Linked DNA regions of Homo sapiens: region 1 is linked to region 2. The links are chromatin loops, found by intact Hi-C in ENCODE. Cell type or tissue: PC-9. All regions are shown on one strand. Each heading gives the region's core, and the rest is flanking DNA. Links, peaks and the distances in the headings are about the cores only. Region 1 overlaps OSBPL3 (oxysterol binding protein like 3). Region 2 has its middle 56 kb from the start of CYCS.

What was found. Peaks named below come from ENCODE experiments on the same cell type or tissue, not always from the same donor. Only the 100,000 strongest peaks of a DNase experiment are listed, where the experiment ranks them.
Region 1: it touches region 2 in a loop (4-fold over the local background); 61 of 110 quality-filtered maps call a loop at or near these places.

Annotation. Positions count from the first base shown.
Region 1 is chr7:24,968,334-24,976,674 of GRCh38, reverse strand. All of the region lies in intron 1 of OSBPL3 (oxysterol binding protein like 3), which reads left to right. Among named protein-coding and RNA genes, the nearest start is that of OSBPL3, 7.7 kb to the left of the region's middle. RefSeq lists an enhancer at 4,664-5,319. In PC-9, for the core only: no CTCF peak of the experiment used is centred there; DNase peaks (open chromatin) are centred at 3,484 and 5,194; H3K27ac peaks cover 1,680 bases.
Region 2 is chr7:25,065,354-25,073,694 of GRCh38, reverse strand. No RefSeq gene overlaps it. Among named protein-coding and RNA genes, the nearest start is that of CYCS, 56 kb to the left of the region's middle. In PC-9, for the core only: CTCF peaks have their summits at 3,328 and 3,529 (motif pointing right); a DNase peak (open chromatin) is centred at 3,524.

The DNA of each region.
Region 1 (8,341 bases), core at 334-8,333, 97 kb after region 2:
GATGGAAACTGTTAGGTGGAAAAAGTCTTCCATGCATAATTGAGAGTTGTTTATGGTTCTCTGCACATTCCTTTCCTGTCTAAATTTACACATTCATCAGCTTTCTGGCCCCTTCTGGAATTTTTTTTTTTTGACTTTCCAATTACTACTGTTCAGATCACCTTCAGGCTCACCCTAACTCTTGTCTCAGTGTCTCTCACATTGGTCCTTTCCTGGAGGCCCTGCAGCATCTTAGTTCAGGGTCTTAGGGACTTATGCACTCTGTCCTAACATTGTCTACAGGTGGGTTTTCCTACCTCTGTCTCTGTTTTTTCCATGGTCAGGTAAATTATTTAAGCACTGTCATTATGTTGTTAAAAATTCTTGGGTGGCTTACATAGTGAATAATAACATTAATAACAGTAGTAATAGGTGCTGAACTTGTATGTGCCGGGTGCTGTCAGAAGTTCCTGTACATGCATTATTGCATTTAATCCTCAGGGCAATATCAAAGCAGGCATTGTTATTATATCTCCAGTCTCCAGATGAGGCTAGGAAAAGTTAAGTTCACAACTGCTTTGCAACTAACATATGGTGGATCTCAGACTCAATCCCCAAGTTATTTTCTCTACTTATTTGCATATAGATTCCTTAGCCTAAAGTCACGATCCAGCAGACTGGGCTCAGCTTTGGCCTCATCCTATCATTCCCCACCCCTGTGAGCTGGTAGTCTGAGTTTTATTAATCAACAAAGCGTTTTGCCTTTGTCCATGCACTCCTGTTGCCTAGAAAGCTCTCTGTTCTCTCCGTGTGAAAACCTAAGTCTTTCAAAGCTGAACTCATAAACTGCTTTTGTCAGCATAATCTCTCTAAACCCAATTTCCCAGATCATTTGTTTTTTTAAAATATGAGAAACTTCCCAGTTCAGTTTCTGATCACAAACTCTGTTGCTGATGTCCTTCCTTCCTTCAGCACTTCTTACCTTTTATCTTCCCCTATTCCTCTCACCCTGTTGCCTCCTGTGCTAGTAATGTATTCAAACTTATTGCCTCCCTTACTAGATTTTAAATGCCTTGAAGGCAGGGTGAGTGTGTATTCCTTAGGTTTCTATTCCTCACATCACTAAACATGGTGTCCTATCTATAGTAACTGCTCAATTGAAAAAAGTATTAATTATATTTGCTTAAATTTTGTTAGAGTATTCTGTGAAAAGTTAATTGGAATGTGACATTTTGTTTTCTAGTTTTCTGATTTGTTTTGATCCACAGTATTTTATCATTTTATGATGAAACAACGAATATGCCATCATCATTTTATGATGAAGCAATAGAATATGCCATCATCATTTTATGTCGAAGTAACAGAATTCCTTGTTAAGTCCATGAAAAGCACCTGTTCTGGTTGCTCTCATCTTTGGACCAAGGAGATATTGCAAGGAGATCTCAAATTCACACATGTAGTAATCATTGTCTGTAGAATAAATATTTTGCCTATGTTATGTACTATTTTTTCATATCTACGGTAATGCTGTTACTAAAAATGTACTAAAATTGTTATGGAATTCAAATGGAATTTTTGTGAATATTTTATGGATCAATGAATATTTCACATTTTAAAGCAGATTTGAAAGACCCTTTCTGAATTGGCTCCTGCTTCCCTGTCTAGACTCATAGCTCACCACTCACCATTGAGACACAATTCACATATTATACAAGTCATCCGTTTAAAGGTACAAAATTTAATGGATTTTAGTATATTCAGAGTTGTGCAACCATCACCATAATTTTAAAACATTTATCACCCTCTAAAAAAGTTTGCACCCATTACCAGTCATTCCCCATACTGCCCGTCCATTCCCCTAATCCCCACCCACTAATTTACTTTATGCCTGTATGGATTTGCCTATTCTAGACATTTCATATAAGGGGAGTCATATAGTATGTGGCCTTTCGTGTCTGGCTTCTTTCACCTAGTATGTTGTTTTCAAGGTTAATTTCTGTTGTAGCATGTATCAGTACTTCATTCCTTTTTATTGCCTAGTAATACCCCATTGTATGTATATACCACGGTTTTATTTATCTATTTGCTAGCTGACGGGACTGGCATTTCTAAAAAAGTTTGATTCTAATGTGACCCTAATGTGTAGTCCAGAAGTTCCTTTGGGCCCTGTTCGCTGTTTTATCTTGGGGCTAGAACAGAACCTGGCACAAGATAGATGCGTAATAAACATTCAGATGACTGCAGCATTTTACTAAAAGTGTAACTCCTATTATGTTGCAGTCAGCAAAATGTGTTGTCGTTAAAAAGAGGTCCTCATAGTTGATGGTTTACCTACTGATTTGAACAAACGAACTGTTAAAAAGAGTCAAGGAACTTTGAACATGGCTGCAATGCTACAGTTTTTAGGATTTGCTTTGAAATAATCTGGGGGTGAGGAGGGAGTACAGAGGAAACAAGGCTGTCCGTGAGCTGACGATCGTTGAAACTGGGTGATGAATTCTCTATCTGTGCTGTCTGCCAGGCAGCCGTTGGTCGCATGTGGCTATTCAGCCTTTAAAATGTGGCTAGTCCTTACTGAGAAGCGCCGTAGGATAACACATACACTGAGTTTCAAAGATTTAGTATGAAAAATAATGTAAAAATACCTCAATTTTTAAACATCACGTGTTGAAATGATAATATTTTGAATATATTGTAATACTGTGTAATTAAAACTAACTTGTTTTCTTTTACTCTTTGTCTACTTAAGAAATTAAAATTACATCTATGGCTCCTATTACATTTCAGCTGGGCAGTGCAGTGCTATACTTTTGTACATGTTTGAAATTTTTCATCATAAAAAGTTTAGAAATATCAAAGTCATCTTTTTTAAAGTCTGGAGTATAATATTTTTTATAAAGGATTCCTCTGGTATGAAAGGATTGGGAAATATTGATTTTTTTCAAAGATGCTTCTTTGCAGAAGCTTGTGCAGGCAGGCTGTAGCCTTCCAATATCATTCCTGGGCTTATTTAAGCTATGTGAACATTTAAAAATTCTTTTATAATAATAAATGGAATAGCAGTGTGAAGAATTGCTTCTTTAGTTATTAATCTAAATGATTTTGTTTTGAAGTTGGTGATATATTTCCTTCATCTTGGAAAAATACAGAAGACTCACTGGTAATTTCCTTGTTCTTAGCCACATTGTTTGTACCCCTGAAATTGAATTTTCTCTGGACTTGGTTTATAACTGCCTCTACCTAAGTCTGTTGTTTGAGAGCCAGAATATGGTTGTTTCTAGATGCTCCAAGACCCCTTGAGTATGAGTGGAATATGATTCTTAGGGAATAATAATAATATTGTGTGGGTTTAAAGCCAAGAAGCAAATTTCTTTCATAAAAGTTTCTTTAGATGAAAATTATGTTGCTGTCTATATGTCTGTGTTTACTTATGAAAAAAATATCTGAGGTAATCAGCCCAGTTCTCTGAGTGGGTGTGGGCTGGATGAACAATCTTAGTGGAATTTTCATCTGTGATTTCTGAGATTGTGTGAGAGTAGATCTGAGTTAAAAAAATAGCTTAAATGTAAAGCAGAGCAGAATCAAATTGCAATGAGCAATCCAGTGTGGGATTGGCAGAGGATCTCTGACAGTTACTATAACTAAAGTTTGCTATTTTGTTTACCCTCTACAGTTAAAATACTAAAATCTTTATTTTTAGTATTGTGTGGGTCAGATACTTTCCTCAATGTAACATTTCTCCAAATATGTATTAAAATGTAGTACTTGTAAAGATTCCCACACTGGTTTCCTGTCTTGATATCAAATATTGTAATAGTTACAAGAACTTTAAAATTATAGTTTACATCTTATAAAACAAATATTTCTCCCTCCCCAAGTAATTTGTGGTGGACAGTCATCTGAAATGTTTAGAAGCTAAAGCTAATATATATATTTTAATCTACATATATGTATATATATGTGTGTGTATATTTATGTATGTATATATTTTTTAATCTCAGCAACTCTTATTAAATTTGAAGTAGATGCCTCCCTAGAATTAAAGCATGCGCTAAGATTTTTGCTCATACGTTTCACAAATATTTATTAAGCACATGCCATGTGCCAGACACCAGGCTGGGTGCAGGGGATGTGGCGATGAATTGAACAGATGTGGAACCTCCCTTCAAGGAGCTTACAGACTAGAAGGGGATATAGACATTAAAGAGTTGCAGAGAATTCATTAATTACAGTGGGGAGATGTGGCTCAAAGGGAATGAGTCTGGCTTTTAATTGGGACCCTGGAGAGAAAGGTTCCATTTTTCTGTAGGTTGTGATTCAGGTTGCTGAAGGAAGAGAAAAGAGAATGTGGCTGGGGAATCCTCAAAGGAGGATGAGATGAGCAGAGTCCTGCCCTTTTGTGTCTTTCTGCCATTGCTGGAGGCCATGTAGAACTGAGTGGGAGGAGGCCTTAACTCCTCTTTTGATTTGAGGTTTTGAATTTCTCTCTCTGATGCGACACACAGGTTTGTTTATTTGCTAATGGGAGTTGAATCCAAAGTTGAGTTTTTAACACCTTTATAGCAGAAACGCAATGATATCTAGCAACCTGTCCTCCAGCATAGCCCTGCATGTAGCTTAAAATAACTTGCTGGCTAGATTCTAGTGTAGCTTAGTTGTCTGGCATCTGAGGCAAAGTGGGTTAGGGGTATGTGAAGCCTAAAAGAATACAGGGAAGCCCACTTGGGTTTTTCTCAGGTGTAGGGCTGCTTCATGCAAATTCCTGGCATATATAGAATTAACTGAGGTTTCCTTCGGAGCTTGTTGGAGCTATTAGGGAATGGGAAACCATCCTTCCTTTGAAGGTGGAGGTAATTATGAATAACAGTGATAACAGTGGCAGCCAGTAGCTGTTGGGCGCTCTCCATGTGCCAGGCTAAGTGCTTTACTTACGCTACCTCGTTAGATCTTATCACTTAGGAAGTGGTTACTATCATTCCAGTTTATCACTGATAAAACAGAGGCTAGCGAGCAGTCACTTGCTGTTTGGTTTTTCCAACATCCCTTTACCCTTCCTGATTTCCATTTGAGAAGTCACTTCTTGCCTTTGGATATAGTCTGCTGGGACCAGAAGGAGGGGCCCCATTCCCCTCAGCTGTGGCCCTGTGAGCCAGGTCAGTCACATGCCTCTCTCTGGACTCTGGGTGTGGGAGGGTCATGGAGAGTCTGCTGCGAGATGTGTCATGGCCAGACCATCTGTGCATACAGCTTTGTTGTGGTGTAGCTTTCCATTCCACGGAGCTGTGCCCGGGCTTGCCTCTCCAGCCTCCTCTTAGTTCCTTGAACTGATTTGTTTTCTAATACATTTTCTTTGGCTTCATTTACCAAATTGTTTTCTGTTGCTTCCACCCAAAGAACCCTGGTTATCCAGGCTTAGAGAGGGCGAAGTAGTTTTCCTATGATCACGCACACAGCAAGTGGCAGAACTGGGGTACAGTCAGGTCTTTCGGCCTCTATTGCCAAGCCCTTGATTAGAGACCCCCTCTGTGTGCTGAACAGCACTGGACTGGCAGTCCGAGGATCAGAGGATGGATGTAGTTCCTGTGGTACCTGCCTCTGGGGCCTTGGGCCACTGCCTCTTTGAGCTGGACAGGGTAGACAGGATGAAATCTATACATAACTAGGTGACACCCAGTTTGAGAGGATTTTCTTGTCCATGAGACTTTTGGACACATTTTGCCCCGGTTTTCTAAAGGCTTTTACTTTGAGGTTTGAGGAACGGTCTGAAGCAGTGGTTTTCAAAGTGTGACTCCAGGAGATGTATCAGTGTCATCTAGGAACTTGTTAGCAGAACTTGGGTGGGGCCCAAACCCATGGAATTGGAAACTCTGGGGGTGGAGTCCAGAAAACTGGTTTTAACCCTTCAGGTGATTATGATGCACACTAACGTTTTAAGCCCCAGACATTTTCGTTTTATTAAAAACAATTTATTATGTACAAGGTGCTACCTAGAAGTAGGGAGCAGGCAAATGTTAATTAGCCACAGCCCCGACCTCAAAGAATATTCACTTCAGTTCGGGATATATATGTTTATAGCACTCCTCCTTCTCTCTACAATTGTGTTTTTTATATCTATCTATCTGTATCTATATCTCTATATATTGATCCATCTTTTCTCTACTTATATAAACAAGATATTAAAGTGCTATAGGAGCTCAGGAGGAGTGAGGGAGATGCTTTTGCAGAGAAGTTGAGTGTTTGAGACACATCTTGAAGGGCACATGGGATTGAGATAAAGAAAGGGATGAAGGGGCTGAGTGCGATGGCTCACGCCTATAATCCCAGCACTTTGAGAGACTGAGGCAGGCAGATCACCTGAGGTCAGGAGTTCGAGACCAGCCTGGCCGCGTGGTGAAACCAAGTCTCTACTAAAAATACAAAAATTAGCTGGGCATGATGGTGGGCACCTGTAATCTCAGCTACTCGGAGGCTGAGGCAGAAGAATCGCTTGAACCGGGGAGGTGGAGGTTGCAGTCAGCCAAGATGGTGCCACTGCACTCCCTAGACGACAAGAGCGAGACACCGTCTCAAAAAAAAAAAAAAAAAAAAAAAGAAAGGGACGAAGGGAAAGGTAGGAAGGACATTCTAGGCAGAAGTGGTAGGTTAGCTAGGATGAAACAAGGCATGACATTTTAAGAGTTGGTGGACTATCCGGTTTGATGAAGAGAAGGACTGTGTAATGGGAAAAGTAAATGGAGAGGTAGATTAGGGCCCAAGTGGTATAAGTCCTAAATCCCATAGTAACTCCAAAGACTATGCTGTAAACAGTGAACAAGGAGGTGACACGGTAAGAGCTATCTTAGCAGAAAGTGTTTTGGTGGTGACAGAGAAGGGCAGAGGCTGGGAGTATAGGCACAAAGTGATGAGACCTGAACTGGGATGGTCACAGTGAGAGGAGAAAAAAGACAAATAATATCAAAATACTGGAAAGTTAGAATGATAGCCCCTAGGAACTAGGGGTTGGGAGTAGGGTTGAGGGAGAAGGCAAAGATGATTCCACAAGGGATAATAAATGGTGTTGGTAAAATCAGGCAAAAAATAAAATAAATTCCACATGGATCAAAACTTTAAAACAAATAGAAATACAAAAAAATACAATACACTTTTAATAATAAGATGAAAAATCCTTTCTAGATAGGACACAAAATCCAGATGCTATAAAATAAAAGATTGATTTATTGATTACATATCATTTTTGCGGGGTCAATTTTTAAAAACTATGTCAAAAGGCAATCAACACATTTAGGAAAATAATTGCAATGCATATCACAAAGACCTACTTTTATCAATATATAAAGAACTCCAACAAATCAGTACGAGAAAGGCCAGTTACTGTAAAGGCAAAGAGTTTGAACACATAGTTCACGAAATGGCATACAGATGACTCATAAACATATGAAAACTTTAACTTCACTCATAAAAAGAGAAAATGCAAATGAAAACTTCATTGAGATGCTATTTTTCACCTATCGGGTTGGCAGACATCACAAAATGTGGTAACAGTGTTGGCAAAGTTTTGAAGAAACAGGTATTCATACATCGTGGATGGAAATGTAAATCGGTCCAAACTGTAGCGAGCCATTGGCAGTATCTGTCAAAATTGGAAATGCATGCACTCTTTGAATCAGCAATAACAGTCCTAAGAACTTTATCCTACAGATATGCAAAATTCACAAAATGATATATATGCAAAATTGTTTCTTGGAGTATTTGAATAAATACCAGATTGCAAGTAACTTAATTTTCATCAGTAAGTACTAATTAAAAATAATAGAGCCGTTAAAAATGAGGCAGCTCTACATTTTCTGATATGGAATGATATGTGAGATTTATTGTGAAGTTAAGAAAAAAGTGAAGTATAGAATATCCATATATAATATATATTTTATATGAAAGTATGCATATACACATGGACATATATTCATGCATATATGCACACATGGATAAAATTGGTGGGCTGAGGCTGGCGCCGTGGCTCACACCTGTAATCCTAGCACTTTGGGAGGCCGAGGTGGGCGAATCACCTGAGGTCAGGAGTTCAAGACTAGCCTGGCCAACATGGTGAAACCCTGTCTGTACTAAAAATAAAAAAATTAGCTGGGCGTGGTGGTGTGTGCCTGTAATCCCGGCTACGCAGGAGGTGGAGGCAGGAGAATCGCTGGAACCCGGGAGGCAGTGGCTGCAGTGAGCCAAGATCACGCCACTGCACTCCAGTCTGGGTGACAGAGGGAGACTCCGACTCAAAAAAAACAAAAAAACTGGTGTGCTGAAGCCAGTTTACACCGGCATGTGGGAACCAACTGTGCGTGACTTCCCAAGCCCT
Region 2 (8,341 bases), core at 48-8,047:
ATAGGGCTTCCTGACTCACTCGCTGTGAATGGTTACAAGTGTGCTGATACTTTGATGCCCTCTGCTTTCCAAGGGAACTCAGAGTTCAAGGTGGCCAAGCTCCCCAGCCTGGCTGCCTCCAGCCAAGAGCAGCCTCGTGTTTACCACTAGTGAGCCATTTAAATACTAAATAAATATAAAGCATTTTTTTCATTCCTTTTGACTGAAAAAGAAAGCAACCTCTGTAAACTCTCTTATAAAACCACTCAGACTTTTTTCTGTCTTGAGTTATATAAATGATTAAAAACCCTAGCCAATTTCAAACTAGTTTCTTCTCCCCCTTTTTCCCCAACTTCCTAAATCAAAGACTGTCAAAGTCAGCATATATCATGAGTCTCCTGTATTAAGTAGATTACTTTTTTTTTCTGCCCTGCTTAACTATAATCACAGGTAGCATGAGAATTACAAGGAATTTCATCACTGAATTTCCTTTTCAAAAATTTACTTAAATCAAGAATTTGTGGTTACCAAGAGTGACAGTAGGAAGTGGGGTAATCCATGCTGTCTATACAAGTAGGGCATATTATTAATGCGCTTTGTTCCAAATTGTGAAAACAGGCCAGCTGGTGAAGACCCAACAACAAACTAAGGCCCAGGTGGGTCAAATTCCAAACTTGAGACATGGCTAAGACATCGATTTTTCTTGGTTCAGTTGTATATTCTCAAGGAGCTCTCATATTATACCTTTTTAAAAAGTGTATGCCTTAAAAAGGATTAAAATGGCAAACTTTGTTATGTATATTTTACCACAATTTTTAAAAAGGTATATGAGACAAGAAGCTTTACTTCTGACCTGCCTATTCCCAGATGCATAGAATATCATAGACTATCAATGTGAGAACCTTAGAGATTGCCTAGACATTTTGATTATTAAGCACTGGATATTTACTCATTTATACCTCAACTTATTTCAGGAAGTTCAAGGCAACTTAAAAGCTATATAAAATATAGTGAGACAGGCCGGGCACGGTGGCTCACGCCTGTAATCCCAGCAGAATTTTATTTTGGGAGGGCTGAGGTGGGGGGAATCACTTGAGGCCAGGAGTTCGAGACCAGCCTGGCCAACATGGTGAAACCCTGTCTCTACTAAAAATACAAAAATTAGCCGGGCATGGTGGCACATGCTTGTAATCCCAGCTACTTGGGAAGTTGAGGCAGGAGAATCACTTGAACCTGGGAGGTAGAGGTTGCAGTGAGCCGAGAACATGCCACTGCACTCCAGCCTGGGCGACAGAGCAAGACTCTGTCTCAAAAAAAAAAAAAAATATATATATATATATGTGTGTGTGTGTGTGTGTGTGTGTGTGTATAGTGTGTATATATATGTGTGTATATGTGTGTGTGTGTACATATGTGTGTGTATATATGTATATATAGTGAGGCAATATAAAATAGAAGTAGTAGGTAAGAACTTTATAATTATTTTGATACTTTCAAAAATTACCATTTTTAAAAGATAATTTTCAAAGTAGGATAGAATCACAACATAAATTCATATGTAAAAATTAAACTGTATATTAATGGGGAAACTGGTACAGAGATTGTAAGCAGTTTAAGGGAGAAGTTGAAAAACAGACATATTTACAGATCAGGAATATTGAAATGACTGTTCAGATGGAAGTAAAACTGTCCTCTTCCTCTGTGGAAGAAGGAAGCCAGTTGAACCTCTACTATACAGGACAGAATTTGCTTGTCCATAGATAAGAAGTATTCTGCGTTGCTACCAATACCAATAATCTACAATGTACAGAGTTACAAAATGGCTTCCACATACTCGAAATCAGATAACCCTCAGAGGGGTGTCCTATAGAGCCTAGACAATGCACAGTTTCCAAAGGGAAGAACAAATATTTCCCTGTATATTAAACATGCCAAGAATAAAGCTAATATAAAACTACATACCAGGTTAGAATAGGATATAATTATATTTTCACAAACACAAATCCAAACTACTGCAAATCTAGAAATTTACTCGCTCTTTTCTTCATGCTTTATTTGTATCAGAATCCAACTGGAAAATTGATTTGCAAGTCTAACCCATGAACTTTATTCGTCTTCTTTTCGTTTTGAGATAGGGTCTCACTTCCATTTCCCAGGCTGGAGTGCAGTGGTGCAATCTTGGCTCACAGTAGCCTCGACCTCCTGGGCTCAAGTGATCCTCCTGCCTCAGCCTCCCAAGTAGCTGGGACAACAGGTGCACACCACCATGCCCACCTAATTTTTTTGTATTTTTTGTAGAGATGGGATTTTGCCATGTTGCCCAGGCTGGTCTTGAACTCCTGGGCTCAAGCAATCTGCCTGCCTTAGCCTTCCAAAGTGCTGGGATTACAGGTATGAGCGACCATGCCCAGCCTATTTATCTTCTAATCCCTGTAATATTCTCATATGTATGAAAATGTTTTATTATATTATTTTGGATAATACTTCAAGAAAGAAACTTTTTTTTCAGCTGTGTGAGCTTCCTCCTCTATTATTTTGGATGTTTTCATCTATTTGTATGGTTTATTCTTTTCATTTTTTAAAATAAAGACTGAGAATATGATGTGCCTGACACTAATGGGATTGGATTAGTTGTCACATCTGGGGAATTGCAGATTTTTGAGAACCCTCTGTAGCATCAAGCTATTGTCAGAAAAGGTGAAATTTAGAGGTACCTTTAAAATTGACTGCGGCACCTCTTTTTTTTTTTTTTTTTTGAGACAGAGTCCTCACTCTGTCACCCAGGCTGTAGTGCAATGGTGCGACCTTGGCTCACTGCAACCTCCACCTCCCGGGTTCAAGCAGTTCTCCTGCCTCAGCCTCCTGAGTAGCTGGGATTACAGGCGCCCACGACCACACCCGGCTAATTTTTGTATTTTTAGTAGAGTCGGGATTTCGCCATGTTGGCCAGGCTGGTCTTGAACTCTTGACCTCAGGTTATCCACCCGCCTCGGCCTCCCAAGGTGCTGGGATTACAGGCGTGAGCCACCGCCCCCGGCCTCGACTGTGGCACCTCTTTATGGGTCTTGGGAGCGGCTATAAATTAAGAGCCAGCCAAAATCATTGGAACTGAACGTCTGCTACTGCCCATTGTTCAAAGCCATAAGGTGAGACCCTGTTGGCCAGAGTTCATTCTGACCTCCGTCTGAGTTCGTATAGCAAAAGAAATGTGTGTAACAGCACAAATCGCTCCTCGGAAAATTCAGGTCAGGGGAGAACCCAACCCTCCAGATTACCAGAAGAGCAATTCAACTCTGAAGATGAATTCAGTTTATCCTTCTGACTCAATTTAAACCCTGGGCTCACATCCAGTCCACCAGGAAAATGGTTTTTTCCCCCTCTCTGGGGACCTCCCTCCTCAGATGACTCCAAGCACCATTAGGGATGTTTATTCAGTACAAAATGGGTGGGTCCTGGATACTACTCCTGAGGGGAGAAAAAAAAGAAAAAAGAGAACAAAAAAAACCTCAGGCTGTCAGGAATTCAATTCTTTTCAGCTACTGCTGATCACTGCCACTAGGTGTCGCTATTGAAAGCTAAGTTATCCACCCGACCCTTGTCCAATTCAATTCTTTTCCTGCTGTTTTCGATTTTTTTTTTTCTTTTTTCTTTTTTAAGACGGAGTCTCACTCTGTCACCCAGGCGGAAGTGCAGTGGTGCAATCTCGGCTCACTGCAACCCCTGCCTCCCAGGTTCAAACGATTCTCCTGCCTTAGTCTCCCAAGTAGCTGGGATTACAGGCGCCCGCCACTACGCCCGGCTAATTTTTGTATTTTTAGTAGAGACGGGGTTTCACCATGTTGGCCAGGCTGGTCTTGACCTCCTGGCATTAAATGATCCACCCGCCTCAGCCTCCCAAAGTACTGGGATTACAAGTGTGAGCCACTGCGACCGGCCCATTTTCTGTTTGTTTTTTGTTTAAGGGACGGATTGAAGAAAGTAAACAATTAAATCTAAAATCCTGTCGCTAAATGTCACGATGTAATAAGGTAATAATTTACAAGAGAAACTTGGACATTTGAGTACATGCTTTGCCTGTTGTGGCCACCTACCTGCTCTAATCTCGGACCCTTACCTATAATTTTGTATATCCCAGGTTTTCATGAAGCAGATGGGGAAGATTGGGAGCACCCATGCTGGGATCCAAGATATTTGACACACTGAGTTATTTGTTCTGAAATTTTCTTTGACTGTCTTGCATCATTCCTTTTTTCAATTCTACTGACTCCTTCCCATAGGCAAGCAAAACATGCTACAATATTTCCCACTTGCAAAAGGGTCTTCCTTTGACTCTGCATCACCTGCAGTTTCTGCCTAATTTCTCGGACTCTATTCACAGAAGAGTTCAAGCGTTGACTATTCTCACTGTCCCCACATCCTCTCCTCCCATTTGCTTTCCAATCAGGCTTTTATGTCCTTTGAAAAACACTTGTTACCAGATCCAATGTTCAGTTGATCACAATCCTCATCCATATTGGTTGTCATTGCCATGGTTGGCCACATATTCCTTCCTTCTGAAACACTCTCATCTGGCTGCACGCTGCTGACTTATTTGTAGCCTCCCTGGGCTCTCTTTCTTAGTCTTGGCTGCATCCTTCTCACCCTCATGATCTCTTGCAGTGGGCGCTCCAGGTCTGGGCCAATGTCTCTAGACAGGCCACGCCCTAAGTGACCTCATCCAGCCCTGTGACTTTCTACCATCTATACACTGTGACTCCCAAATTAATGTCTCATCCCTGACCTCCCCCCCCATTCCAGCCTCCGCATTCAGCTGCCTGTTTGACATCTCTACGTGGTTGTCTAACAGGTGTCTTGAATTTACTATCAGCAATCTAACTCTTGCTTTTTCCCTCAAAACCTGTTCCTCCTTGAGTCTCACCCATTTCAGTAAATAGTGTTCCTAATTCACCCAGTTGCTCAGACCAAACACTGTGGAGCCATCTCAGACTCCTCTCAGACTCCATCCCCAAATCCAATCCAACAGCAACTCCCATTGGCTCCAGCTTCAAAATGCGTTTTTGGTTGTTATTGTTGTTTGAGACGGAGTCTCATTCTGTCACCCAGGCTGGAGTGCAGTGGTGTTATCGCGGCTCACTGCAACCTCTGCCTCCCGGGTTCAAGGGATTCTCCTGCCTCAGTCTCCTGAGTAGCTGGGATTACAAGAACACACCACCACGCCCAGCTAATTTTTGTTTTGTTTTGTTTTGTTTTGTCTTGAGTGGTTCGGTTTCTTAATTATTTTAAGCAGTTGTTTTTTGTATTAAAATACTGCAACTCATATCTTTGGCAAAGTTTCCACTTTCTTATCAGAGACAAAAGCCAGAATAATACAAAAAGTGTTCCTTTCCCCAGTTCCTCAAGCATCACGTCCAACAATTTGGCAGCTGGAAGCTGTTTTTGACAGTTGTGACTTGTATTTGGTGATATAAACAAGATTATAGAGGCACTAAATCATAAATATAGTTTCTTTTTTTTTGGTCATTACTATCATTTTACAAAATATTTAACTTCTATTTTGAACATTAAAATGTCGTCCAGCTTTTTAAAGCTACAATTAACCACCACATTTTTTACAGGACCAAAAAGTTTGTGCTTTAAAAAATGATCATTTAGAATCAATTAATTAGAATTAGGAATGCTTAATGCCTACCTTAAGTGGATACCTAATTGATTGCCCCCCCAAAAATTGTAGTCTCTTTAATGATGTTCAAGTTGCAACATTGAAGCTGCTTTGGTGGTGCTATCTAAATGATAATGTGTTTGCAAATGCCAAATGAAAACTCTTTGTTGGCAGATTGAGCTGTGTGCTGAATTAAACACAAATCAGTTTAGGCATCTTCACTTATCTTATGTCATTGGAAATTATACATAATGTAAACAGTAGAACCCGATTCGCTGATTTTTTTTCCTTAGTTTAATACAAGTGTGCCTCACTTTAAGCAAAATATACAAAATGATTTCTGAAACAGGAGTTTCCTTACTTTTTCAGTTAAAAATATTTGCTTACAGAATTTCTTTAAATAACAAGGCTTCTTTGGCCTGTTTGGAGTATTCAGATTACAGAAATTCATTTCACACACAACTTCTTTGAAATACCTACATTGCATAAAATGAGGCACACAGATACATGTGCCCATTCCATCAAGATTACCTCATTATTTTGTGGTTATTTTATATTTTTCATTTTGTCACTATTAACACTTTAGTATGCCAGGTTCATTCGCTCCCTATTTTAGTTGAGATGAGCTAGTGTTTCTAAGGAGTGTTTCATAATCTCTTGTCCCAAACTAGGTTGGTTTGGGAATCCAGTGAGAGTGACTGAAAACTGAAATTCAAGTCCTGAACATCCTTCCAGAACACAGCCTATCACCTGTGGAGATAACACACAAACTATCTCAGAGGACCCCCACCTGTGGCAGTGAAAATCATGTGAGAGTAATAGTTCAAAAGAAAAAAGTGCTGGGCACCGTGGCTCATGCCTGTAATCTCAGCACTTTGGGAGGCTGAGGTGGGAGGATCACTTGAGCCCAGGTGTTTGAGACCAGTCTGGGCAACATAGGGAGACCCCGTCTCTACAGAAAAATTGGCCAGGCATGGTGGCTCATGCCTGTAATCCCAGCACTTTGGGAGGCTGAAGTGGACAGATCAGCTGAGGTCAGAGTTTCGAGACCAGCCTGGCCAACATGGCAAAACCCCATCTCTACTAAAAAAAGCAAAAATCAGCCAGTTGTGGTGGCACACACCTGTAATCCCAGCTACTCGGGAGGCCGAGTCAGGGGAGAATTGCTTGAACCTGGGAGACTGAGGTTGCAGTGAGCTGAGATCATGCCACTGCACTCCAGCCTGGGAGACAGAGCAAGGATCCATCAAAAACACAAAAACAAAAACCTGGGCCTGGTGGCGCATGCCTGTATTCCCTGCTACTCGGGAGGCTGAGGTGGGAGGATCACGTGAGCCTGGGAGGTCTAGGCTGCAGGGGGCTGTGATCCTGCCCCTGCTCTGCAGCCTGGGCTATACAGCAAGACAAAAGAAAAAAGTTAGTGGTAACAGGATAAACTGCACAACCATATATTATTCCTTCACATTCATGAAGCAGGTCAATCTGAAGCTTGAGGATGACTTCCATTCCTCTAGGTGAATCTATCAAGAAATGCCTTGGTAGAACTAAGAGTGCCAATGGTATCAGCAAGGCCAGTCTGGTTCCCTGTGATTCATGGTAATTCTCAGTATGAATTTGACATGGTCTTCCTACACAGTGCCTATCAACACTTGCAGACACACTGTATAAGCATTTGTTACATTTACTTTTCCTTTTGTCATTAGGTCTTTTATTACAGAGGCCACTCTGCACTCCACAATCACACACTTATACAGCTCCGCCTTGCCAAGCAGTGTAGACCCTCACAGATTTTGGATAGCTATCCTTGCATCGTTCTCCACACCGTGTCCCCAGTGTTGAACTGAAGCAGCTCCTTCCACGTTCCCTGCCCGTTAATTAGCCAGGCCACTGTCCACATTGTCACAAACATTATATTAACAGAAAAACTGGCCCATGCCATATTCCATTATGAGCGATTATTTTTAATTCGATTAAATTCCAATGTTGATTGAGAGAACCTGGTAGAGATTGAATTGCTATATGTACTTTCTTAGTCTTCTTCTTCATATCATATTCTGACCATTTATCTTCTACACCTGGCTGACCTGCATGTTCCTTGTGGTGTAACTTCTACTTGGTGTTTGTGCTTAGCTTCGTTTTCCAATTTAAATTGTGAGATACATTTTTAAACCTATCTAAGAAATAGCCCTGATATTGAAATGGCTTCTGTGGAATCGGTTTGACAGATGTAAGTCTGTGATTCTTTGGCTTTGGTTTTTGTGCCTGTTACAGTTTTACACACATTCATTCAGAGGAAGACATTACCATCAATGTGTTGTTTCTTTTTTCAAATTCCAGTGTGTTTTTAAAGACCTATATTTCACTAAGCAGTGTACTTGTTGAAACTGATGCGAGTGACTTTGTTTCCACATGTGATAGAGCATCAGATACTGGAGTTTGCCAGGGATAGAATGGTTGGATTCAGGAATGTTTAGCTGACTCATTGCAGGAAGTTATCCTGTAATCCCAGCTACTCAGGAGGCTAAGGTGAGAGGATCACTTGAGCACAGGAGGCTACAGTGAGCTATGATCATACCACTCCACTCCAGCCTGGATGACAGAGCGAGACCTGCTAATGAAAGATTTATGTTCCAAAAGCCAGCTAAGCATTTGTTTGAATGAGAAGAGTTTGTGTTTCATGGCAGCTTCAAAGAGGGGGAAACA